2 separate regions of the Homo sapiens genome follow, and region 1 is linked to region 2. A link is an interaction called in ENCODE POLR2A ChIA-PET data of the cell type or tissue named here. Cell type or tissue: A673. All regions are shown on one strand. Each heading gives the region's core, and the rest is flanking DNA. Links, peaks and the distances in the headings are about the cores only.

Evidence for each region. Peaks named below come from ENCODE experiments on the same cell type or tissue, not always from the same donor. Only the 100,000 strongest peaks of a DNase experiment are listed, where the experiment ranks them.
Region 1: POLR2A ChIA-PET joins it to region 2 with 5 read pairs; 2 of 35 experiments call an interaction of 5 or more read pairs at or near these places.

Annotation. Positions count from the first base shown.
Region 1 is chr5:170,159,505-170,172,075 of GRCh38, forward strand. No RefSeq gene overlaps it. Among named protein-coding and RNA genes, the nearest start is that of LINC01187, 33 kb to the right of the region's middle. In A673, for the core only: no CTCF peak of the experiment used is centred there; no DNase peak of the experiment used is centred there.
Region 2 is chr5:169,781,971-169,794,541 of GRCh38, forward strand. All of the region lies in intron 25 of DOCK2 (dedicator of cytokinesis 2), which reads left to right. Among named protein-coding and RNA genes, the nearest start is that of DOCK2, 150 kb to the left of the region's middle. In A673, for the core only: no CTCF peak of the experiment used is centred there; DNase peaks (open chromatin) are centred at 4,471 and 6,321; H3K27ac peaks cover 2,419 bases.

The sequences.
Region 1 (12,571 bases), core at 3,411-8,410, 380 kb after region 2:
TATTTATTTATTTATTTTGAGACAGAGTCTCTCTCTGTCGCCAGGCCAGAGTGCAGTAGTGTGATCTTGGCTCATGTAACCTCTGCCTCCTGGGTTCAAGTGACTCTCCTGCCTTAGCTTCCGGAGTAGCTGGGACTACAGGCACATGCCACCATGCCCAGCTAATTTTTGTGTTTTCAGTAGAGACGGGGTTTCACCATGTTGAAAGCACTATTTTTGTTGTTGCTGTTGCTGTTGTTGTTGTTGTTGTTGAGACACAGTCTTGCTCTGTCGTCCAGACTGGAGAGCCGTGGTGTGATCTCAGCTCATTGCAACCTCTGCCACCTGGGTTGAAGCGATTCTCCTGCCTCAGCCTCCGAAGTAGCTGGGACTACAGGCATGTGTCACCACGCCTGGCTAGTTTTTGTATTTTTAGTAAAGATGGGGTTTCGCCATGTTGGCCAGGCTGGTCTTGAACTCCTGACCTCAGGTGATCTGCCCCCCCACCCCTTGGCCTTTTAAAGTGCTGGGATTACAGGTGTGAGCCACCGTGCCCTGCCTTACAGTTTTACTATTGTAATTGCGATCAGCATTATTCTCATTTTTTGAAGTGAGGACACTGAGACTCAAAAGAACATAACTTGCCCAAGGTCATACAAAGAGGAAGTGGCAGAACCAACACCAGAACTCAGGACTATTACTTAAATTCACATACCATAACCTTTGAGACCCAACCTTGCATCTGGGTAAATATAGCATCGATCTTTTTAAACTTGCTGTTGCTATTTAAAAACATTGCTTTCTATTAAACACTGATATTTTATGGATTAGAATTACAAGGTCCCCCAAATTGTAGAAATTAAAATACAAGCGATTTCAAAAAATAGGTTGGGGATGTTTCTGGCATTTTAAAAAGACAAATATTCAAGCTGATGGATATCCCAAGTACACTGATTTGTCCTTTACAAATTATATGAATGTATTAGATTATCACATGTACTCCAACAAAAAAAGAAAATAGGTTGGATACAGATTACTCCTGGCTCCCCCAAGAAATATTCATTCATTTCCCTTTGCTCCTTAAAGTTCTTCAGTGGAAAATTGTGATAAGCAGTGGATTAAATCAAGTCCATTTTGCAGATGAAAAAAACTGAGGCTCAGAGGTACTGTTTTCATTAAGCATTGTTACATCCATTTAGCTGATACATAGCCTTTAAAAAATCAGAAGCACCATATTATTTATTGGTTTATATTGAATTTAAATCCTCTTTCTAAGTCAATAAATTTTTTTGACATTTCACATGCAAGCACCGATAAATTCTGAGAGTGAAGACTTCCTGCTCTCATAGAGCTTAGATTCCAGAGGCTTAATTGAGTTCCAGATTAGAAAAGGTCTTTGGGCAAAATAAAGGTTTGCTCAACACTCCCTATTACTTCATATTCTGTACTGTACAGCAGTTGTTTTCAAAACGTTGTTCTAGGACCTCTGGGGGCACCAAGACCTTTGCAGAGGATCTGCAGGATCAATGTTATTTTGATAATAATAAGATTTTTTTGCTGTACTGACATTTGCACTAATAGTGCAAAAGCAATGAAAGGTAAAACTGCCAAGGCTTAGCAGGAATCAAGGTGGTGGCACCAAACTGCACTAGTGATCACTGTATTCTTCACCATTCACGCAAATGGGAAAAAAGCTAGTTTCGCTCTAGAATGCCCTTAACAAAGCAGTCAGAGTTCATGTGTTTTTAATATTCTGTGTAATGAAACAGGAAGTGTGCAAAAAGCACTCGTGCTGCATATGAAGTTTCGTTGCATACTTGGCTTGGCTGTAGGCAAAGTACATTTGCCATGACTTGAGTTGCAAGCTGGACTTGAGTTGCAAGCTGGACTTGAGTTGCAAGCTGAACTTGCTACTTCTTTCAGCGGAACATCATTTTTACTTTGAAAGAACAACTGGCAGATGACGATGGTTTTTCAGTCTTGAGTATTCCAGACATATTCTTGAAAATGAAACAAAATAAATTTGCCAACTCAAAAAACCTGACAGAATTTGTTGCATTGACAAAATTAGAGCTTTTGTGCAATATATATATACAGAATTTTGGAAAAATTTTTCTGCCACTGTAAGCTTGTACTTAAAGTCTCCTGATGACATTAGGGGTATTCTTAACTATTTAAAAAAATATATTATACAAGGCAGTGTTTCAAAAAAACTCAGTGCAGCACCACTGATATTTTCTTCTATACTGCAACCAAAGCCACATATTACAATAGATTGAATGCAGACGCCAATGAGAATCCAGCTACCCTCCGGTAATCCAGATGTTTAAAAAGATCCACAAAATGTAAAACAATGTTATTGTTTTGTTTTGGAAAAATCAAGTTATTTTTCATAAAACACTGTCTTAACATGTATCATGTTTATGATGTTTCATATGAATATATTCATATTTTAAAATTTATCAATTTTATTTCTATATAGTAACTATGGATTCGTATAATTCACTTAATAACTCTTTGAGAGCCTCAATAATTTCTAAGAATGTAAAGGGGTCCTGAAACCAAAATATTTGAGAACCACTGCCAACGGTAAAGAAGGGAGGCTTGCATTGCTCCGGTATTGTCCAGCTGTGCCCAGACCCTTTCAGGATTGTAAATGCCTGTCTCTCCGGGCTTAGGCTGTGATGGGGACACCTGGAGGCTCCTTTGCATAGAGTCCCGGCCAAAAACAGATGGCAGACTCAGAAGAGTTCACTCAGGAAAATCTAATGGCCTACGTACTAAAGTCTGGACCAGGCTTAAGGACAGACACCAAGAAAGGTAAGAAGGCACCCAGGTTGTTAATTGTGTGATGCCATTGCCACCCCCCCAAGGACCTGAATGGGCAAAGGAGGGGGTGATCACCTGAACCGAGCCAGGTCTGTAGCTGTAGAATAGTCCTGCAGTGCCGCAACTGTGGCCTTGAATGATGAAGCACCACTGCTATCAACCTGTAGCCTAGAAAATCCTCGGATAATAAATGCACCAAACTCTCTCTCCTCTGGCCCTTCAAGCTCCTTTTGGTGCCACCAGTTGGCTGGACCCAGCCAGAAGCCAGCCTCCTGGGGCTTGAGCAGGATGGGGAAGCAGAGAGAATGTTGTGGACTGAATGGTGTCCCCCCAGATTCATGGGTTGAAGCCCTAACCTCCAATGTGATGGTATTTGGAGGTGAGGCCTTTGGATGATAACTGGGTTTAGTTGAGGTTATGAGGCTGGGATTAGTGCCCTAATGAGAAGAGACACTAGTGGGTGCTCTCTCTGTCATATGAGGGCACCATGAGAAGGCACCATGAGCCAGGAACCTGATCATGCTGGCACCCTGATCTCAGACTTCCAGCCTCCAGAAATGTGAGAAGATGAATGGCTGTTGTTTAAGCCGCTCAGTCTATGGTATTTTGTTCTGGCAGCTGAGATGGTTAATATGTATGGTAAAAATGGGGGCAAGGGACCCACAGAGAACACCTAGCACAGAGGTGAGGTGGTTTACTATAACCTTGAACCACCAACTGGGGTCACAGCAGGTGACGCCTCACAGCTGGTCTGAATGGATCTTGACGGTCAAGGGCCACTGTCCCCAGCTCCATGCACCCTCAGTAACTGCCTCTAGGGGAATGGCTGGCTAGAGGATTCCAAATGATCATGACAATAGCAACAACAACACCTGGCATTTGTAGATCACTTACTCTTTAATATTATCTTATTATCTCACTTACTCTTCACCACAGTCCTATAAAGCAGGAATAATTTTTAGCCCTGTTTTACTATGAGGACACTGAGGCTCAGTGAGGCTGAAACACCACCTTAAGTCAGGAGCCAGATTTCCGACCAAGGCCATCTGGCTCCAGACTCCTTGCTTTTCTACTCTCTACTACCATGACAGCTTCTTTAGCCTTCTTAGTGAGAGGACTGAGTCTGGTCTTCCAAGTAGGGGTTATATATTTAAGTCCATAAACCAAAAGACTCTAGTGTCAAGAATTGTGAAGGATCTAAGATTTTAACCTGCTTTCATGCTAATAATTTGATCTACTTCAGTCTCACGGATGCTGTCAGAAAATACAAGACTCCTGGGTCAGAGACAAAAGACAATTATTCAAAGCACAGCAAGTAGCATGAGTTCATATTTATGTCAGTTTCCCTTGCCCCAATTCCCACAGAATGAAGTGAAAAGGGCCAGGTGACTTTGCACATATAGGTGACAGAGGGTAGTGTGTTCCAGGAGAGGATACCGAGATGAGAGAAACCAAATATTTTATACTGAGCAGTAAGCCTATCTGACCTTCACCCCAGAGGGAGACATTCTGGATAGTAAACAAATCTGTACTTTGCTCTGGAGAAAGACACTGTATCTGTCTCTGTCTTCCAAGGCTGCTCCTTACATAAACATCCTTGAAAAGACAAAGGGAGCCAGCTGGTAAGAGACACAGGAGACCCATGGAGAATTGTCTCCTAATGCTCAGAATTCCTCAGACTTGCACACATCACCTAACTGGATATGTCATCTTGTCCAAGTCCAGGACAACCAAGGTCCTGGGAGCACCTTAGAACAGGGAGCACAGTGGCCTCTTATTCCAGCAGACACCAGGCATGTGGTAGGCACTGCACAATCGCCTCTGGTAACCACCAGAAGTCAATAGCCCTGCAAGGCCTTAAGACTTGAGTATCAGGACCTGGCAGTGATGAGGGTGGGGAGTCAGGGGGAGATGATAGGGAAAGGATTACAAAACAAAAGTGAAAGGCAAAATGAAATGCAAAAATCCAAGTGACGTCACCTGTGTCTTCCTTAATTTGCTCATTTGCTGGATGGGAATAATCCCTACCTCCTAAGGCTGGGTGAGGATTTCCTAAGGTCAAGCATGTAAAATGCGTAGCATGGCTCCTGTAACTACGAGAGCTCCACAAATGCAAACTATATGACAAGTGAGGAACATTAGATGACAGTCATGCTTCGATTTAAGTAAAGTTAATTGTAAAAATATAAACTTCCTAGAGGAAGTTGTTCTTCGTTCCTGCGGCTGTTGTTCTAACAAGTTAATTCCTTTGGTGGATTTCCAGTAAGATCCAATTTGCAAAAAAATGCATTTGGCACCAAATATTTCATAACCCATCTAAATACATACCCTGGGCCAATTTGTGTTGCTGTAGAACCACCCGTCCTTACTTCATGCTATTCGTTGGAGTATAACAGCGCATCTCAAACAAGAATCACCCCCTGGGGTTTGTTAAGACAGATTCTGATTTACTAGGTGTGGGATGATGCCTGAGATTCTGCACTTCTATGAGCTCCCAAGTGATGCCACTTGTTCAGGAACCATACCTTGAGTAGCAAGAGAACATAAAAAAGCCAAAGGAGGAGTGGCAGCCTTTTGCCAGCCACTCTGTGGTTGTCATTAGTGCCTGCCTTTGGGTGGGTGCTTTCTTCTTTAGCCCACGCTCCAGCCCCTTGACTCTTACCTACTGTAGAATCTGCACCACCTCATGGCCCCATGTGTCCTCCACCCCACCACCCAACCCCTGTTCAATTACCCAGAGGAGGCGGGAGGGAGGAGTTTTCCGTCAACTGTTCCCCTCCCCTCTCAGGGCCAAGGGGAGGCTGGGCCACCCGCCTCTGTTTACTATAAACACAAGGAGCTGCTGTTCGGGCTTCCACTAACCCTCTCTCCACCTCCCAGGGCTTCTGTTGGCCCAAAGCTCCTGGAGGCCACCTTTAGCCTCCCTCTCTCCCTAAAGCCCTCGTCTAGGGCTGACCCTGGAGGCTGCCCCAGATCCTCAGAAGGGGAGCTGCAGAGGTCTTAGGATGGATCTGCTGTATCTGAACTGACACAAGTTTTCTTGTGCCATATTGGTGACATCCCTTCCTCCTGCTCTCCCTCCCTCCTGTTCACTTGACTTCTTCTACCTTTCTGTAGTAGTCAACACTCTTAGTTACAAGTGACGGATATACTGCACAAACTAGCATTAGGAGGAAATATAAAAGAATAAAACAGGCTGGGCGCAGTGGCTCACGCCTGTAATCCCAGCACTTTGGGAGGCAGAGGTGGGCGGATCACGAGGTCAGGAGATCGAGACCATCCTGGCTAACATAGTGAAACCCCATCTCTACTAAAAATACAAAAAATTAGCCGGGCCTGGTCGCGGGTGCCTGTAGTCCCAGCTACTTGGGAGGCTGAGGCAGGAGAATGGCGTGAACTTGCAGTGAGCCGAGATCGTGCCACTGCACTCCAGCCTGGGCGACAGAGTGAGATTCTGTCTCAAAAAAAAAAAAAAAAAAAAAAAAGAATAAAACAAAAAACTAGTGGCTTACAAAACCAAGAAGGGGCTTCAGGTTCGGCTAGATCCAGGGGTTCAAATGATATGGTCAATGCTTGCTTTCTCCATCCCACTGTGCTGTAATCATCATCTCCTACCAGATTGCATCTAAGAGTCTTCAGCTCTAATTTTATATTTTCTCAGCCTAGTTAACCTGTTAAAAAAAGGTTCTACCTGAATCAAATGAAACTGTGATGTCCACAACACACTTTCTCTTTCCTTCGGTCCCTCTTTCCACCTCTTATTCCAGTGTAAATAAGGTAAGGTTGCTATCTTTTGTCCTCAAAGATCTTACAGTCTAATGGGGAAGGCATAGGGTATATACCAATAGCTACAACATTCTATTATCAGGACCATGGAAAAAAGTATGTGCAGATTCTACACACTTTTATTGGGTTCCTGGTACATGCCAGTTCTACGCTACCCACTTCCACTTCTGTAACCTGAGCTGACCCACAAGTGTGTGCAGTGCCCGTAGCAGGAGGAGCTGCCAGGGTGCAGCTCATGACAGGGGAATCTCCACTGGGCCATTTCGGCTCACTGAAGCAGTGTCCCAAGCAGGGAGCAAGGAGAACTGGGAAACCCTAGGCACCTCCAGTGGCTCTGCCTTCCCATCCAAGCATGTCCCATCCAAGCAGGGAGATAAGGGGCAGTGCAAGGGGAAGGGAAGGGAGAGGGGGCAATAGGCATACATTGTGAGCACAGCTGGGCATAAAAAGTGATGGGCCAGGACTCACGCTGCACTGCACCCACGCAATATAAAACTCCTAAACTCATGAGCGTCTTTCATGTGGAGACCAAGGAAGGCTCCAGAGAGGTTCATAACCACCCTGAGATTGTATGCAACAGGTCATGTGAGTGTGGAGGGTGCAGTTTTTGGGGAGATGGTTGCTAGCTTCCATCACATTCTCAAAGACATTCACTATACCTTCATGACAGACCCAGAAGCTGACAGTAATGCTCCAACGCTGCTGCCAACCCAGTCCAAGCCACCCTGTAGCTGTCCTACCTTTTCACCTTATCTCCAGGCCTCAATTCAAGGGCCTCATCTCAACCCTATCTGACTCTAAACTCCTCATGCTAGCCTGGTTTCAAACCTAGTTCTGCCTACTAGCTGTGTGATCTCTCTCTCTAAGCCTCAGTTTCCTGATTTGTAAAATGGCCTGGTAATAACACAATCTTGAGAGCAAAGGCCTCATTAAATGGTGGTCATGGTACCCTCCTTCTCTCACCCTCCTGCCAGTCCCATCAGAGAGCTAATAACTTTTATCAGGTGTGGTTTATGTCATAATTCACGTTCTTCTCTTACAGGGATGCTGCAAGGATTTGAGATGATGCTTTTATTAAAGCATCCAGTGCAACACTTGGCAAGAGACAGTGCAAACTCACAGGAAACTTTTTACCTCCTGACTTCATCTCTTACCCCTTTATCTGATTCCTGCCCTGCAAGCTGGGTTTCTGAGTCTTCTAGCCCAAAAGGGCCCAGGGAGGTTTCCTGCCGCCACCCAAGGTGTCCTTCCCCACCCCATCTCCCGACTGACATTGGGACACTGAGACCCCAGTAGTTAGGGGTCCATTGGGCCCCTCTCTGGCCCAGCCAAGTCTCTGACAGACACCAGCATTTCCAAGAAAACCAGTTCACGGGGCTCCATGTAGGAAAAGCAGGCCCTTTCAGGAGCTAGCACTTAGGCAGGATTTCCAAATTTTTTTTCCCCAAATCTTGATGATCTTACATTTAAAACATGTATCACCTTGCTAGTTTCTGGCAGCAGTGCCCAGGCACAGAGATATGGGAACTAGAGCTGCTGGGTCCTTACATTCTCAGCTGAGGGAAGCCTCCGCCCTTCCCACACACTGCTTTGCAGGGCAGCACCCCCAGCGCTTACCCACCAGGGAACCGGGCCTGTTCAGTGCTCTCTGAGCAGCTGTCCCAGATTCCCCCAGAAGGCCAGGAATGGGTAGGCTGAGGTCCGAGGGCCAATTCTCAGAGACAGAGCAAACCCTGCCTGATTCTAGAGGGAGTTGCAGCTCAAACCCCTTGGAGACAGAAGAGGGAAGGAGAATTAAAGCGTAGTAAGTGTGTCTATGGACCAGGTCCTTTGGGAACAATATCTTATTTAAGCCACATAGCGGCCTTGGAATAAAGATCATTATAGCCAATTTGCACCGAAAAAGCAAAAGAAAAAGACCCTGTAAAGTTATCTTATTCCAAGGTCACACCGCTGAAGGTGGCAGAGTCAGGGTTTGACCTAATTCTGCTCACTACTTTCTGGCTGTGCAACCTTGGGTAACATCCTTCCTCTCTCTGGGCTTCAGTTTCTATATCTGTGCAATGTGGCACTAAAAATACCACCTCATGAGATGCTCTGCAGCTTCAGTGAGATAGCCCACGTCAAGCACTTGGCATGGTGCCAGGCATACAACACATTTTTTGAATGAATGAGTGAGTGAAGGAATGAATGATTGGGAGGCAACTCAGCTCCAGCCCCATTTAAAACTGTATTTCATCCATGATTTGTGGAGCTCATATTGACACCAGAGTGTGCCAAGTTTCCCAAGTTTCCATCAGTCTTCATGATATCAGCCTGAGAATTTTTCTTCACTGAAAGAACTTCTCCAACTCCACTAGTGAAAATCCTGTCTGGCCAATGGCCACCGACTCTGAGAGTCTTTGTGGGAACCCAGCAGCTGAATGTAGAGACCTGCCTGACACTCTCATTGCAGAACGTTCCACGTCCTAGCTAGGTGTACCCGTTCTTTAGCTCCTCTAAAAGCACTGCCTATTGCTGGAGGCAAAAGACCAAGCCCCCAGAATAACAGGAGCCCTGAAAATAGCTTCCATTCAGTGTGCCCCCTGAGGACAGACACCACCTTGCCTCACCACTGTGTCTTCAGGTTGCTGTGGGGTGCCTCGCACCCGAGAGATGCTCAATAACTGTTTGTGGAATGAATAGAATCCAAAAAGAGTTGAACATAAATGTGCAGGACTTGCTAATTCTTCTGTGTGCAGGCAACACTGGGGCTTCAGGGGGATGCTGGTGCCCAGCAACAACTTGTGTGTGGCCCTGGGGTCTGTTTCCAGGACGGCGGGATCCCCTGGTCTGTATTTTGTGAAAAGATGAGTTCCCTGGATCCATTTGACTGGGTTTCATTGAAGGACATTTGAAAAAGGAAACTGGGGAAGGCAAATTAGCCTCCCTGGCTTCCTGCAGAGAGCACCTTTTATGAGACTGTCATTTCGAGTTTCCTCTTCCTCTTGTTTGGTTCACACATTCCCACAGCCTCCCTCAGAGAACAGATTGAACCCCTATTTTCCTCATTAAAGATCACATCAGTGCAAGGACATCCTGTCTGGATGGGTAGGAAGTGCCCCAGGAGATGTCTATCGTGCGTCTGGGCCCCACAGGAGCAAGCTTCTGGCTGCCATCTCTTAGGATCTCACAGCCTTTGGACCTTGCAACAGCACCTCTCCCCAGTGTTAAGCAGACCCAGGGCTGATTGCCAGTCACTTCCAGAAGGATGGAGTTCAAAGGGACATCTGGAGCAAACAGACTTCGGGTGGCAGGTGAGCCGCTGGGTGCAGCATGAGCAGGGTCTCCCAGCAGAACAGGACAGGCATCCATTGGAGGGGTTAAGACTTTGAACACTGGGGTATAAAAGTTCAGGGGCCCAAACTTAGCTCCACCACAAACCAGTTGTAAGACTTTGGGCAAGTTATTTAATCTTTTACAACCTCAGTTCCCAAACTACAAAATGAGCCTAGCAATAATGTCTCATCATGATACATTTTTAGATTAAATGAGCCAAAGCCTGTAAGTATCTGGTGCTTGGGAAATGCAAAGTCACACAGCTGCTGGTGGGCACGCATCGCTTGGGCATCATATAATCTGTCTTGCCCACTAGACTGTGAACTACTCGAGGGCAGGAACTCGGGTGACCAAGACAGGGCCTGGCCCGTAGTAGATGCTCATCAGTTATTTGTTGAAGACATGTCAGACAAGGCTGAGTGGAAATGACACTCACTGTTGTAATGTTAATAGTAGTGGTTTATTTTCCTGTCTCCTTAACTAGACTGAGGTCCTAGAGAACACAGATGAGCCTTATTCTTCCACGTATTCCCAGTGCCTAGGACACTCTCAACCTCTCTGAGTCCCTGTTTCCCCCATTTATTCCCCCTGTTTAGAAATAGAAGCCCTACTTGGCAGGGTTTCTGAAGGTAACATGAGTCAACATATGTGAAACACTTTGCATGGTGCCTTGCCTTCGTAAGAGCCCCATTATGACAACTGTGATCATAACTACTTTACATAAAGGCTTCTGACCCAGTGTCCAGGGCTTGCAGGTAAGCTTCCACATACTCCCAGGGTGTGGCCATCTGAGCTGATTCATGGATGAGCTTGGAGACTCCCTACCGTTTACTAAGTGCCAACCTCTTATACACCAAGACCTGCCTGGGCTCCTCTAAGTGGCAAGTAACTTGCCCGTGATCAGACACCTACTAATCAGTAGAGCTGAGATTTGAATGCAAGCATCTGGCTCCACAGCTGCCACGACTGATCTTCACTGTTCAGCTTCCCTAAGGCCTGTTAGTTTCTCAGCCTGAGCACAACTGACCTTGTGGGCCAGATGGTTCTTGGCTGTGGGAGGCTGTCTCATGCACTGTAGGGTGTGTAGCTGCATCCATGCCTCTGCCACTAGATGCCATGACCTCCCCATGCCCCCAGAGTCACAATGACCAAAAATGACTCCAGACACTGACAAACATCCCCTGGGTTGAAAACCACCTTTCCCCTCTCCCTCTCCCAAACCCACAGGAGCCCTCTCCCATGGGCATACCAAGGCCATCGTCTCCTGAGACAGGAGTACCTTGGGAAGAAGCCTGAGCTCTGTCCCAGTTCCACTGATTTGAGAATGACCTGGTGAGTCAACCTCCTCTGTCAGGATCCCTTTTCTCATCAGCAAAGGGCACTAATGTCCACCAAACTGCCCAACTCAGAAATGTGGGCATCACCCTTGACCCTCTCTCTTCCTCACCACCCTCACCTTATTATCTCTCACTCAGTCCTATTGGCACTATCTCCTAATTATTGTTCAAATCCATCCCCTCCATTCTCCCTCCCTCTCCTCTCCTACCTCGGTTCAGGCCGCCGTGTCTCACCTCTGGATCAGCTTCTCAGACAATGTCTGCCTCCAACCCCGCCTCTCAAGTCCAGGGTGGTTTTCCCAAAACACAAATCTGATCACTCCCTACCTTGGGTGTTTTCTGAGAGCATCCTCCACTCCTGAAAGCGTTGAAATGTTGCAAAGCCCAGTTAAACTCTAAGCCCAGGCAGAGCTGGGGATAAGCCTCACTCCAGGCTCTTAGCTCCCTGATCATGAGTTGCCCTGTCTGTCTCTTCTACTGCATGGCACACCCTGTGCAGGCAGGGATGTCTTGGTCCCTGGACCCTCAGTGTGCAGCATGGGATGCACACAGCCAGCACTCAGCAAGCACTCACTGGGTGGACAGATGAATAAATGGATAGATGGATGGAGAGTGGTGCAGGCCTGTGCAGTGCTCTAAGCTAGGGAGGACATCCTGAGCCCCCTGCAAGGGCTCCGGAAATATTTGTGGGGAGACAGATTCCTATCCTCAACTTCAAGGGGTTCTCCACTGTAAGAGGAAGATCAATGCCCTTCCTATATGGGCATTTCACATCCTGAGGCAGGGATGTGCACAGTGAGATGGACAGGATACAGTAGATTATTTGCTATGTGCCTGACAGCTCTCCTCTGAGCCAGACTTTTCTTACAGGAACTAGTTAGAGGAGGGGATCACTTCCCAAAGAACAAGACCCTGGAGACTGGGAGCATCTGACGGACTTTATTTAAAGGAACAGTGACAAGACGTTTCACTGTGTTTACTTGGCAGGTGCAACATCACTCTGTTCAGTGGGTTTTCCCTCTAGGGTGGGGGACAGGTTCATTCCAGCAGAGGGGCTGCTGGGGCTGGCATGGCGATGGCCATTAAGGGCACACAGCACCCTGTTTCCTCATCCTCCCGCAGCACCCTTGCCCTCCCCTGCCTGTCCCTGAGCCTGAGGGAGGGGACCAGCCAGCCAGAACCTGGGGCTGGGGACGGTGACAGCTGCACCTGCCCAGAGTCAACAGGATTTGTTCCCCTGGATTTTCCACACTGGTGGTTCCAAGATCGGGTCTGATTGCCTGCATACCTTTTAAGGCCTGCCTGGGAGCAGAGCAGGGCCT
Region 2 (12,571 bases), core at 2,445-7,444:
GGGATTCTGGGCTCTGTCTCTGGGTGCAGTGGCAGGTTTTAAAATCAATTACAATCCAGGTAACAGGAGGTTCACCACAGCACTCTGCTGTCTGTTCAAGGCCTGTGCTGAGAAATTAAGTAGGTCCCAGTTACCTCTCAGAAAATTTGTGGTATTTCAGGGGACTACAGCGAGTTGCAAATCTTGATAGGTAGTGGGACCTGTCAGCAAACAGCAGACTGGCTTATGTTGTGGTTCAGCAGGAAAAGGAGAGAATAATTCCCTGAGCATAAGATGTGTTGCTCCCTCTTCTAGTTTATCAGGAGATAGCCACATACATCAAGAGACAGACCCTGGGTTTGGGGTACAAGCAGGAGAGCTGGTTATTTCTTGCTCTGTTTCCAAGAAGACGGGAAACTGTGGTTGTAGTCTCCTTATTCGTGATCAGGTTCCTTGCAGCTGTTTCATCTCCAGGCCTAAAGCTGACCAGTTACTCCTTTCTCTGTCTCCTGCCAACCTAGGGGGAGAACACTAGGCAGCTTCCTCCTTAGTTTTTTTTTTTTTTTTTTAATTTCTTGATTCATCCTGGGAAATGGGTACATCCACAGAATGCCTGCTGTGTGATTGCAGGTCTCCAGGTCCTTCTTTCTACGCCTTAGGGTCAGAAATAGGGGGAACACAGAGAGCAGGACTACCTAACTGTTTTGGAGAAATTCAACAGCCATGTAGGTCTTCGGTTCTCAACTGCATTCGAGGTTTGCTTTACCCATCCTTGCCTAGAGGGGATTTCATCCACTCTGCTGGCTCAATGCCATCCTGCTGCCTACAGCTGCAAAACTTAATTTTTAGTCTACGTCTTCACCTTCATCCCAAGACCTGTATCGTTAACTGGCTCTCTGACATATCAAATTCCACATGTGATAGTTGGAGCCACATTTTTGATGAAGAGAGGCAATGTTTAGAACAGGTTTTCCAATTCAAAAAATGTTTATTGATTCTCTGGCATAAACAAAACATTTTGTAGCCATTTAGAAAATACAAAGATGATGAAAATATGGTGATGTCCTCAAGGAGCTTGCCTTTATTTGCAAAATGAGGCATTCTTTATTATAATGCAGAATGAATATTTTATAGTAGAGATAATAAGCAAAGCGCCATGAGACTTCAGAGGAGAGAGCCAGAGGATGTTAAAGTCATTCTTGTAGTTTAAAACCTCCAAAAGATTATTTAAAATGAACAAGAAACACCAAAGAACTTCAGAAATTGGAAATATTCAACTTTTATTATATTAGATTTGGTAACCTCTGATTTTTTCATGATCTTGACTTTGGCCCCAAATGTACAAAGAGTGTTTGTTGGATGATCTCCTTACCAAAGTCTAGAGTTCCAGAGAGCCATTTCAGGGTTTTCCATTTGGTTTCATAGTTGAATTGTATTCATCGGTGACTTTGGAAAAGTCATGTCAGTTTTTTGGTTCTTGGCTTCTTGATCTGTAAAATCTGGATTATAGTGGGGTTAAATGTGAATATTAAATAACAATGCTCAACACAGTCCCTGAATGGCAATAAATGCTAGATAAATGATAGTTTGAAATTAGTATGATTATTATTTCCATTTTAATTATTCATTAATAATTATTATACCCATTTTTATTATCAGTTTGAAGTTAGAGACACTGTAGAGCATTAAAAATAAAAAGTTGCTTAAATTGACTTTTTAGAATATCAAGATAGAAAAAAAGCTATGGGAGAAAGGGTGTTCATATATACTATAATAATTACGATACTAGTTACTTTTAATAATTTTTATAAAAACTTACAAAGTAGGTTGTTATCACTATTTTACAGATGGATAAACCTGCTTAAATGTGCCAGTTCTTTCCAATAAGCAAGCTTGCAGATACTTAACTAATTTTTAACTATTGATGTATTTGTTTTTTCCCCTCACAATCTACTGTCTCCTAGGAAGGCGGAGATAAACCTGATAGTTTGAAATTAGCACCCTCTTTTACTCAACCAGCATAAAGGACTGTTTGACCCAGGCAAGTGATGAGGTGATTTGTAAGGCCAATTTAAATCAGTGTCTTGCCCACTGGCTTTCAAAGTCCAGGGATGTGCAGGTATATATTTTGGGCAGTCAGGTTCTGTTGTGCGTGGATTGTGGTCAATTTCATTGATTTTTTTTTTTTTCTCAACACAACAGTTTCAAAATGCTCTTTTGCTCCCCAAATAGCTGATCTTTTCAAACCTTTTGCTATTTTTTCCTGGTAAGACTTTCAGGTAACAGTGTAAATGCAATCAACAACCACACATTTCAGACGATGATGATGATATTTTTGAACATGTTTAATGATTTCACAAAACACAGACGGGAAAAGTTGAGTGGCTCCTTGGAGAAACTGCCTAATCCAACCTCTTCATTTTCAGCCCAGGAAAGTGTGGTTCTGAGGGGACATGACCTGCCCAAGGTCACACCACAAGTTGGTGGCAGAATTGGGATTAAAAGTTAGGAATCCAGATTTTAGTTTCTTTCTTTCATTTGCAGAGTAAGCAAAACTATTTTCCTTGGCATGAAAGATAATTTCAGGTGTGTACAAATAGAGTACTGTATCCAGAAGGGAAGTTCATTCATTCAATTCCTTTTCAATCTTTCTGATTATGTCAACGATTGTGTATCTTTGCTGTTTTGTTTTTATCTTTCTCTAATAATCTCCTTTGATAACAAAGATGGAGCAGACATCAGGCTCAAGCTTCTCTTAGTATTTAATATAAGTGTTTATTTTTATTGTATTGATTGTTATGATATCTTCCATTTATGGCAAAGGATACTGGTTTTCTGGTTGAGGTAGCAAAGTTTTCTTTCAAAATAAACTTAAGCAGATTCAAATGAATTTACTTTATGAAAAATATTAAGTAAACAATAGTGCAGGTGGAAATTATGATGAATACATAGCAGGTTTCCCACTGAAAAACATAATGATAAACTAAAGCTTGGAAAATACTTGACTGGATTTTGCCCTTTAGAAAGCTCTAAGCTCTATGAAGATAGATATGGCTAAATCCCAGTTTCCTTCTTATTCATGTCATGTCCTTTTTATGGAGCAGTCAGAAAAACAATCATTAGATCTAAAAGAAGATCATAAAAACTACCCGTATAAGAGATGAACTCGTATGTTGATAACCTCATTATGGGTAGCTTCCCTACAAGCCAAAAAGTTGGATCAGCAGCCAATCTAATTTCAGTATGGAGGTAGTTTTGTTTATATTTTACGTTATAAACAGTATGTGAATGCATTTGAAAACAGAAACTAGTTTCATTTTTCAGGAACTGATGCTGTATTTTAAGATATTTTATACCTTATTCTTGCCTTTTTATCCTTCCTAAGAAGTTCTCTACTTTCTGATCATCTTGCTCTTCCATCAGAGAGTGTGAATGAAGAAAAAGATGGCAAAATGCAATTTATCAAATATTTTCCCACTATTAACACATTTTAGAGATTAGCATATATAGAACAAATGGAATAGGAATATTAAAGTTATTCATTAAAATGGAGAGTAGAACTCTCCACATATTTCTTTCATCTATAATTTACCAATATCAAATGAATACCTGGAAAGAAAGATGTACTAGATTGCAGTATTTGAGTGTTTTTCCCATTATCTTTAATAGCAATTCTTCCAGTATTGCTTAATTTGTTTCCCTGCTCCCTAAAGCAGAAGTTTCTTCTTAGCTATGATTTAGTTATCCAGGGATCCTGGAGCTCTGAAGACCCATTATGGTTTGGCTAAGATGAGCTTGCCTTTCCTAAATGCCACACACAACTCATTCATGCCCCCTCTTCCTGTGGGCTTCTTCTGCTGGCCATTAGTGTTTTTTTGTGGAATGCTCCTTCATTGGAAAATTTATTCTCATTTAGAGGAATCTGGTGACAAAAAAAAGAAGGCGGAGTCAACTTCTGGTGACTTATGGGCAGTTAGAGTCAAACGTTTGAAAAATGGGCTTCTGAATCAGCAGAGATTTTACAAAGTGACTGGTGGAACTGCATACAAATGGGTAGAGTACAGAGATGCCAAGAAATAATGCTACTTCTATTACCACTAATAAAAAGACTGCATTTCCCAGTTCAGGGCTAGAAAGGTTAATGATGATACATTCTTTTTTAGTATCAAAGATTAACATGATAACTTGCATATTAAAGTTAATTCAGACCTACTGCTAATGGAAGGGGCATACAAAATTAATTTCTACAGCACCTCATAAATTATGATCACTCACTCTTCTTTGGCTGGTGTTCTTTGTCTTGGCAGGGGCTGCATGTGTACTTAAAGTGGGCACACTTCAGTTAGTAGGGGGGCATCTTTGGCCCCTGAGGAATTTGGGAAGCTTGGGGTGTGTGCCTTGTAGCTCTTAATCACTGCCTGTCTGCCGGTGTTTTCCTGCTGGAATGTGTGTACTCCATTACCAGCCAGCTTGTTGACTGGCGTGGATCTTGGTTTTAATATTTAATGAGATGATGAAACCGAGCTGAAATGAGAAGAATGTGGAAGGTGGGAGAAAGAATGGGAAAGATAAGAAAAGAGCTGCCCTCTCTTGATGGCAGGAGATTCTCCAAGAAGAGTTCAGCACAGCATCTTCAGGCAACTATTTGCTGTCCTGTTGAGTACCAAGGCCCAGCTGACATAGAAACATAGCCAGCCCAATCTTTAAGAGCACCGGCTCTGGAGTCCAAGTACTTGACTACAAGTTCCAGTATAATCCCTTGGGTAATTTACTTGACTTTTTCAAGACTTACTGTCTGTTTTAAACAGGAAAAATAATATGGACTCTATGTATACATGTACACACACACGTATTTATATTTTATATAAAATTAAATACAACTTTAGTATAATTTACATATAGAAAAATGCACACATCTTAAGTATATAGTAAATCTATTAGCCACGACCCTTATCAAGATACAGTATATTTTCATTACCCAGAAAGTTACATATAAATATTTTAAAAACTAAATAACAGTAGCTTATACTTTTATAATGCTTTCCATGGGCCAGGTATGCTGATCTAAGTGCTTTATGTTATCTTGTTTCATTCTCACCAAGAGAGGTGCTGTTATTATTTCCACTTTACAGATACAGAAACAAAGATACAGAGAGGTTAAGTGATTTCTCCAAGATCACACAGACAATAACCGATATTCCACTTCCGCACTCTGCTCACCGTTGTCTATATAGCACTTACCATGTGGTCTATTACTGACTAAGTACATTAGAGGAATGAGAATGGAGCCTCCTTGATGGCCGACATTTCCTTCCATTCCTCTTCTTCATAGTCCAGTTTATCATTCCACCTTGTCTTGGGCTGACGGGCTGTGCATGGTACTCTAGCAGAGTCTTTGAGGGAAAAGATGGTTCCATCCCTACCTTCAACACTCAGATGCATGATAGGTGCTCTAGAAGAAGTCATTGACTGTTACTCCCAGAAAATCCTGTCCCCCAGCTCCCACCCAACTGTCACTACTTGAAATTTTGACAAACTTACAGGTGGGCTCACTGGGCCCCCTGCCAGTTTGGGCTGCTTAGCCACCTTTGGGCTCAGTCTTAACCTTGTCCTTTTGATAGTCTAAAAATTTCAAGTGAAAATCCCTCCTGTTTCTGGGCCTGTTGTGGCTCCCTTGTCCCAGCTTCCCATACTCATTTCTCCTCAGTCAGTCCTCATTCTTGCCCAGTTGCTATGCTTTTCCTCCTCCACTTTTGCTTTTTTTTTTTTTTTGCCTCCTCTTCTGTGTCTGTCTTCTCTTTCTTTGCCTCCTCTTTCTTCTTTTTCTCCGTCTTTTTTTCCTCTTTTACCTCTTCTTTTTTCTTTTTCTCTTCATTCTTCCTCTCTTTTTTCTGCTCCTTTTCATTTTATCATGGTCTTCATGAGCACCACCAAATAAAATTAAGAAGCCACTCTCTGCTAAATGCATTGTAATTGCCCATGGGAAATTATTTTTTTTGTAGGGGGCAGCCGCATCCACTGTATCTCTCATATGGTTAAACTGATGCTTACCCATTTGTACTAGATTATTTTCAGACATATTTAGCCAATCATTCCTTTGACATCTCGTTTTGAGTGTCTTATAGATACTCAAACTCATTATTTCCAAAACTTTACTCATTCTTTTCAAGAAAACCTTCTGCTCTTCCATGATTTTTCTGCCTTTGAACCTTTCTCATATATGCCTTGAATCTGGTCACATCTCTCTCTTTATCACTTGCATGCTGGTCCTGTACACCCGTGTGTCATATGGAATGCTTGGCATTTGGCAGACGCTTGACACATACTTTTTCACATGAATAGAGAAACGGAAGTGCCATGGAGGGACAAGCACACGCTCATGAAACCTCCTCCCTTTATTTTTTTTATGTTTCACAAGAGCACTAAACACAGTCAAGTGACTTGAAACCATTAGCTTCTCTCCAGTTCTTTTCAGAGCTAAGATTTCACAATTTGAGTCAAAAGCAGCAAATGACTACTAAACTCAGTGTAGAACATTAACATTAAAACACAATATGAAAAATTTCTTTAAGAATTTCGTGCCAGAAAAAGCTATGGTTCCTGCAAGGAATTTGTCCTCTTCTATCCTAATGATCAACAAACTCTAGAACTTGGAGGGCTGCCCTTATGGCCCCAGTAAGGGCAGTTGGAGCTCATGTTGTCTTTTCCATTGGGATGTCATCTTTCTTCTTTCATTCTTTTTGGACTAAGGTAATGTATAAAGAAATACTTATAACTAATAATAAACACATGAACAAATAATGTGCAAAATTACTTGCAATTTCATAGGAGTACAATTGTAGATTCATGTTGGGGGCACTGAGCATAATTTGAAATATGGTATGTTTCTTTTTTTAACTTTTATTTGAAGTTCAGGGGTCCATGTGCGGGTTTGTTATATGGGTAAACTTGTGTCATGGGGATTTGTTATGCAGATTATTTTGTCACCCAGGTATTAAGCCTAATACCCATTAGCTATTTTTCCTGATCCTCTCCCTCCTTCTACTCTCCACCCTCCGATAGACCCCAGTGAGGGTTGTTCCCCTCTGAGTGTCCATGTGTTCTCATCATTTAGCTCCCACTTATAAGTGAGAACATGTAGTATCTGGTTTTCTGTTCCTGCATTAGTTTGCTAAGGATAATGGCCTCCAGCTCCATCCATGTCCCTGTCTCCACTCATACCTTTGGACATGATCTTGTTCTTTTTTATGGCCACATAGTATTCCATGGTGTATATGTACCACATTTTGTTTATCCAGTCTTTTATTAATAGGCATTTAGGTTAATTCCATGTCTTTGCAATTGTGAATAGTGCTGCAATGAATGTACGTGTGCATGTGTCTTTATAATAGAACGAATTATATTTATTTGGGTCAATACCCAGTAATGGGATTGCTGGATCAAATGGTAGTTCTGTGAAATGTAATATGTTTCATTGTACATATGTTTTCTTACTGCTCCCATCAATTGACTGCTTCTTTCCTTTAGTACACATGGACTGTTCAAAGGTAAGGAGCATATGTTGTCATCTGTTTGCACAGAGAGCTCATTACATGTCTTTAACTGATATTTATTATCTTTATTTCCTCCCATCTCATACTTTCCCCAGTTCCTCTTTTATTGCTGTAGAGTCCAAGCAAAATCTCTTTGATCCTCTTATTTAAATATTGGGCCTAAGTTTATGATACATTTCTTAAATCACTCTTTGCTTTGGGCCTTTTAGGGAAGGGCTCCCCTTGGCTCTTTTTCACAAGTGAAGAAATAAAGCAGGCAAGAGCCCCTGCCTCAAGTCTGTCTCATCTCTCTATCTTCTTAGCTGAGTGCTTTTAGAAAAGAAAACCAGGCCAGCGGATAAATTCTTCCCATTTCCATTTTTATTTATAGGGAGAAAAATGGCTGTGGTTTTTTCCTTTCCTCTTTGAAGTTTGCTTCCAGTTCTTCAGTTTATTTGAAATATAGTATACTTCTTGGTTTTCCTTTTGTAATAAACAACACTAGGTTTTAAATCTGTGGAGCTGTAAATGAGAGGAGCTTCAGCCTCCTCTTCTTCAGAGCTGATATGGGGAAGGTAAGGGAAGAGGAGAATCAGATGATGATTGGAAACAATTACACAACCATTCCATTTTGCTAATGCTTGAATCCAGGATAATTTTCTCATTTAATTCTCTGAAATGAAGGGCCCCTCTGTTAGCCTTAAAATGTAAACAAGAGGCTTTTAATGCATGATTTTCCCAGAAATGGAATGCTAGCTGCTCATATTGATTCAAAACATTGCTGTTGGCTTTTGTTCTTTTTGGTATTTGTAAGTTTTGTGATGGGGGCAATATAGGATTGTTCATGTGTGGCTTGAGGATTGTCAGTACGTGGTATTATTATTCTAAGTTGCAAACAGAAATTAAAAAGGACATTCAGAGAACGCTTGCCTGAGCCCTCCATTAGTCTGTCCACATACAAAAGGGAAAATGGAAATCTGAGGCATATATCCCAATTATTTCAATTTATACCCACCTCTTGGAACTCAATTCTCTGAGTTTGGTATTCAGACCAAAGTGTAGTTTGTTTGAATGATGCAGATAATAGCTTTAAGTCCACTTTATTCCAGCCTGTCTGGACCAGGCATTTGTAAAATTTATAAGTTAGCAACAGTGGAAGGAAACTGAAGCTTTAACATGCTCTCCTTTGGACTGAAAAACTTCTGCATAGCATTGGATCCCAATGCCTCATTGCACTTAATAACTGCAACTGAATTTGTATCATGTTTTACTTTGATCTTCTTATGAAAGAGTCATTCTCATCTCCATTTTTGGAGGGAGAGAAGTGAAATGGCTCATCCAAGGTTACACACAGCCTGGTGGTAGTAAGGCTGGGATTCAAACCCAGGTCTCCCAACCTTTAACCCAAAGCTCTACTTACTATGCCATGCCTTCCTCTATGATTAGGTAAAACGGCTCAGGGGAGGTGGTGAAGGTAAAGAAACACACATGCAGTTCTCCTTCTACACCTCCCATCCCACCCCCAGCTGCTACCACCTAGTTTCCTCAAGGATAACACTGAATAATGAGTATTGATCAATCCAACACTAAACAGGGTTCTGATTCTGTGAGTTGCCCTAAATACGGGCCCCTTATTTGCCTTCAGCAAACACTCACTCATTCATCTAACACTTACTAAGATCCTACTGGATAACAGGCATTGTGCTAGGAACTGTAGGAGACATGACTTGATTGAGATTGGATATCTCACCCCAGGCTCTCACTGTCTGATGAGGAAAAGGTAGCGAATGGCTTGAAGTCATGATTGCTGTTTGCTAGCCAACTGCAATGCGATGGGGAAGCCCAACCGACTATAGTTGAATAAAAAAATGAAAGAAGTGAATGATTGGACTAAAGACTCAACCACTGAGTTGACTAATGCTCATTATTGTTTAATTCTGAGGTTCTAGGACTGAGATTTCTTTTCAGTCCCCTGGGACTGTAACTTATAAAACCACAACAAACATCAATCAATCATTAAACAGACCAAGCTATCCAGGTCTTGGATTTTCTATTTAAGGCCAACTTAAGGGAGTTAACAAACTCAGAGGGTGGCTGCCTCAAGCTAGCAGAATCTAGAAATTGGTAATAATTGCCCTGCACTCATGAGCCGGAGTGAGTGGGGCTGGAATAACACTGGCGTTGGAGTCAGACAGGTCCATGCTGGGGCCTTGCCTCTGTTGGAGACACACTAGCTGGGTGAGCTACATGGAGCTCCTATTTTCTCATCTGTAAAATGGGGACAATGCAATCCATTGAATAGGTTTTGGTAAGGATTAAATAAATTCTCAGTATGATGCCTAGGATCTAGCAGGAGTTCAATGTACATTGCATATCTCTCACAATTAATATTCCACTCTCTCACTCCCCTTCACACCAATAATTTCTGTCCCTTTAAAAAAATATGTTATAGTGACCCTGGCTGCTGAGAAGACTCTATTTGAGTATGTGACCATGGACTAGCTAATAAAGAGATAAAAGTGTAGGAGTTCCTGGTTAAGTAGAGATTGAGAGTCATGAAACCATGGAATTCTATGAGTCTCTAGAGGAGACTGGCATGAGGGAATAAGGGATTCTGTATGGTGTGATGTAAATGAGAGACAGTGGGTCAGGGATGATAGCCCTGGAAGGGTGTGGGAGGTGCTGACCAATCTGATAGGTGTCCTGAGCACTTATAAATCCATGTGAATTCAGATGTCATCGAATTGGAAATGGTGTCAAAGGATGTGAGACACAGATCTTCATAGTCACAACGTTACTGGACTCATTTTTCCTCTTGCATGAATTTGAAGTAGAGCACTTTCCTAAAAATCTTGCTTTATTTATGTAATGTGTGTGTGTGTATATATATATTTTATATATGTATACATGTATATGTGTATATATATTTTATATATGTATACATGTATATGTGTACATATATTTTATATATGTGTGTGTGTGTGTGTGTGCATATATACGTAAATATTTTTTAAAGATGAGCGTCTTGTTATGTTGCCCAGGCTGGCCTTGAACTCCTGGGCTGAAGCAGTCCTTCCATCTCAGTGTCCCGAGTAGCTGGGACTGCAGGTGCATGCCCAGCACCCAGCTAGGAATCCTTCTTTAAAGACTGTCAAGATTATCCAGTACAGAGGCAGCTTCGTCAGCCAGAAGCTTTTTTATTTGCTGCTCCTTTCATCACCAGGATGAAGAGGTGGGTGCACAGTCTTCCAACAGCCCAAACTGCATTCATCTGGTGTGGCACTGCAAATGTAATCATTCTAAGCATTAGGAAACAAATCAAATTTTGGGTCCCAATTCAATTGGCCATATATGCATTTTTATTTTTCTAAAAGCACTTTCTAAGGAGCTGGATTGGCTTTTTATTTTTCCCAAAGCATTTCTAAGGAGCTGGATTTAATGAGCAAGCTAGCAATGAGGAGGCCAGCCAGCAGCTGCAGGCAAGTGCAGTGGGGTAACTAAGGGTGCAAGTACCTTTCAGAACACACTATTTATGTCCTAGTAGCTTTCAGAAGGCGTGATGATAGGCTATCTCAGTGGCCATTTCCTGCCATCGGAGAGATGTTGATGGGAGTCTTTCATTACTTGCCAGTTGAGGCCAGGAAATGGTCTCTATGATTACACCCTAATTTGATAAACCCTAAAATGAATCTATTGCTGTCTCACTCAAATGCTCCAAAATGCATATGCTTACACAGGTATGTAGCACATCTAATCCATCAGCAGGTCATGTCGACTCTGCCTTCAAAAAATAACCCATGTTCATCGACTTCCCTCTGTACTTGCACCCTTGTCTCTACTGCTGCAAATGAATCAAGCTTTTGTCTTCTCTCCCCTGCACTGTTATAGTAAGGAAGCAGGATAGTTTAATAGGTATGAATATGGGCTCTGGAATCATATTTCCTGAGTTTAATGCAGCTCTGCTTACTAGCTGTGTGATTTTAGGCAAGTTACTGAACCTCTCTAGGCTTCAGTTCCCTCATCTGTAAAATAGGTATAATGATATACTTCATAGAGAGAATGCCTGGTAGACAGTCAGGGTGCAATAAGTACAAGACCCCTTCTTTACCTCTACAGAAAGCCTCCTCAGTGTTTTCCCACCTTCCTCTCTAGGTCCGCCATTAAAAACACAAAAATGAAAAGTGTTTATCACTACCCAGGAATCAAACTTTTTACCATGGGCCCCAGGGCCTGATGAGACCTGGCCCTGGCAACTTCTCCAAATTTATCATCTCACATTAAACCCCTGTTTCCTGCAATCCAGCCACATTTGTGTCCACATCATTCCTCCAAGTTCTGCAGATTTCCACCCCAGAGCCTTTCCATGCCCTTTCCTCTCCAAGTGTGCCTCCCTGAAATCAGTGCATGCAGCTGCCTTCTCCCCGTTCAGGTCTCAGCTTAAGTGTGCCCGGCTCAGCGAGGCCTTCGTTGACTGCACTGTATGAAGTGGTCTTCACAGGCCCCTAGATTCTCTTCATCCTGTCACCTGGTTAATTTCCTTGCTGGTAGTTATCAGCGCCCATTGTTGTAACATCAGCTCTCATGGCCCCCAACTCCAGCACCTGCCTCCCAGGGCTGCCCTCGGGCTGCAGGACCCTACTTTTCCCGGGAACTGGAACCACCGAAAGCGCAGTCCACCCGCCGGGTCTGAACATTCCAGGTTCATCACCCCTGGAGTCTACACTGTCTCCAGAACTCCTCATAGGATTGAGTTCAAAAGTTACCTTTTGTGAGGCTTGCTTGATTTTTGTACTCGGCTTGGCCTCCTTCCCTCCACTTCCCCACTCCTCTTGCATATTTTTCTGGAACATCTCCTAATAAGTCCTCTTCATCCAAACTTCATGTTAGAGTTTGCTTCTGGAGTATCTAACCTAAGACAACTATTATCTTGTTTATTTAATTATTTATAGCACTTTAGCACTTTACTAGAATATAATATCCATGAGAACAGTGAGTATTGACTATGTGTGTATGCATATATATGTATATATATTTAAACATACATGTTTAAGGATATAAAT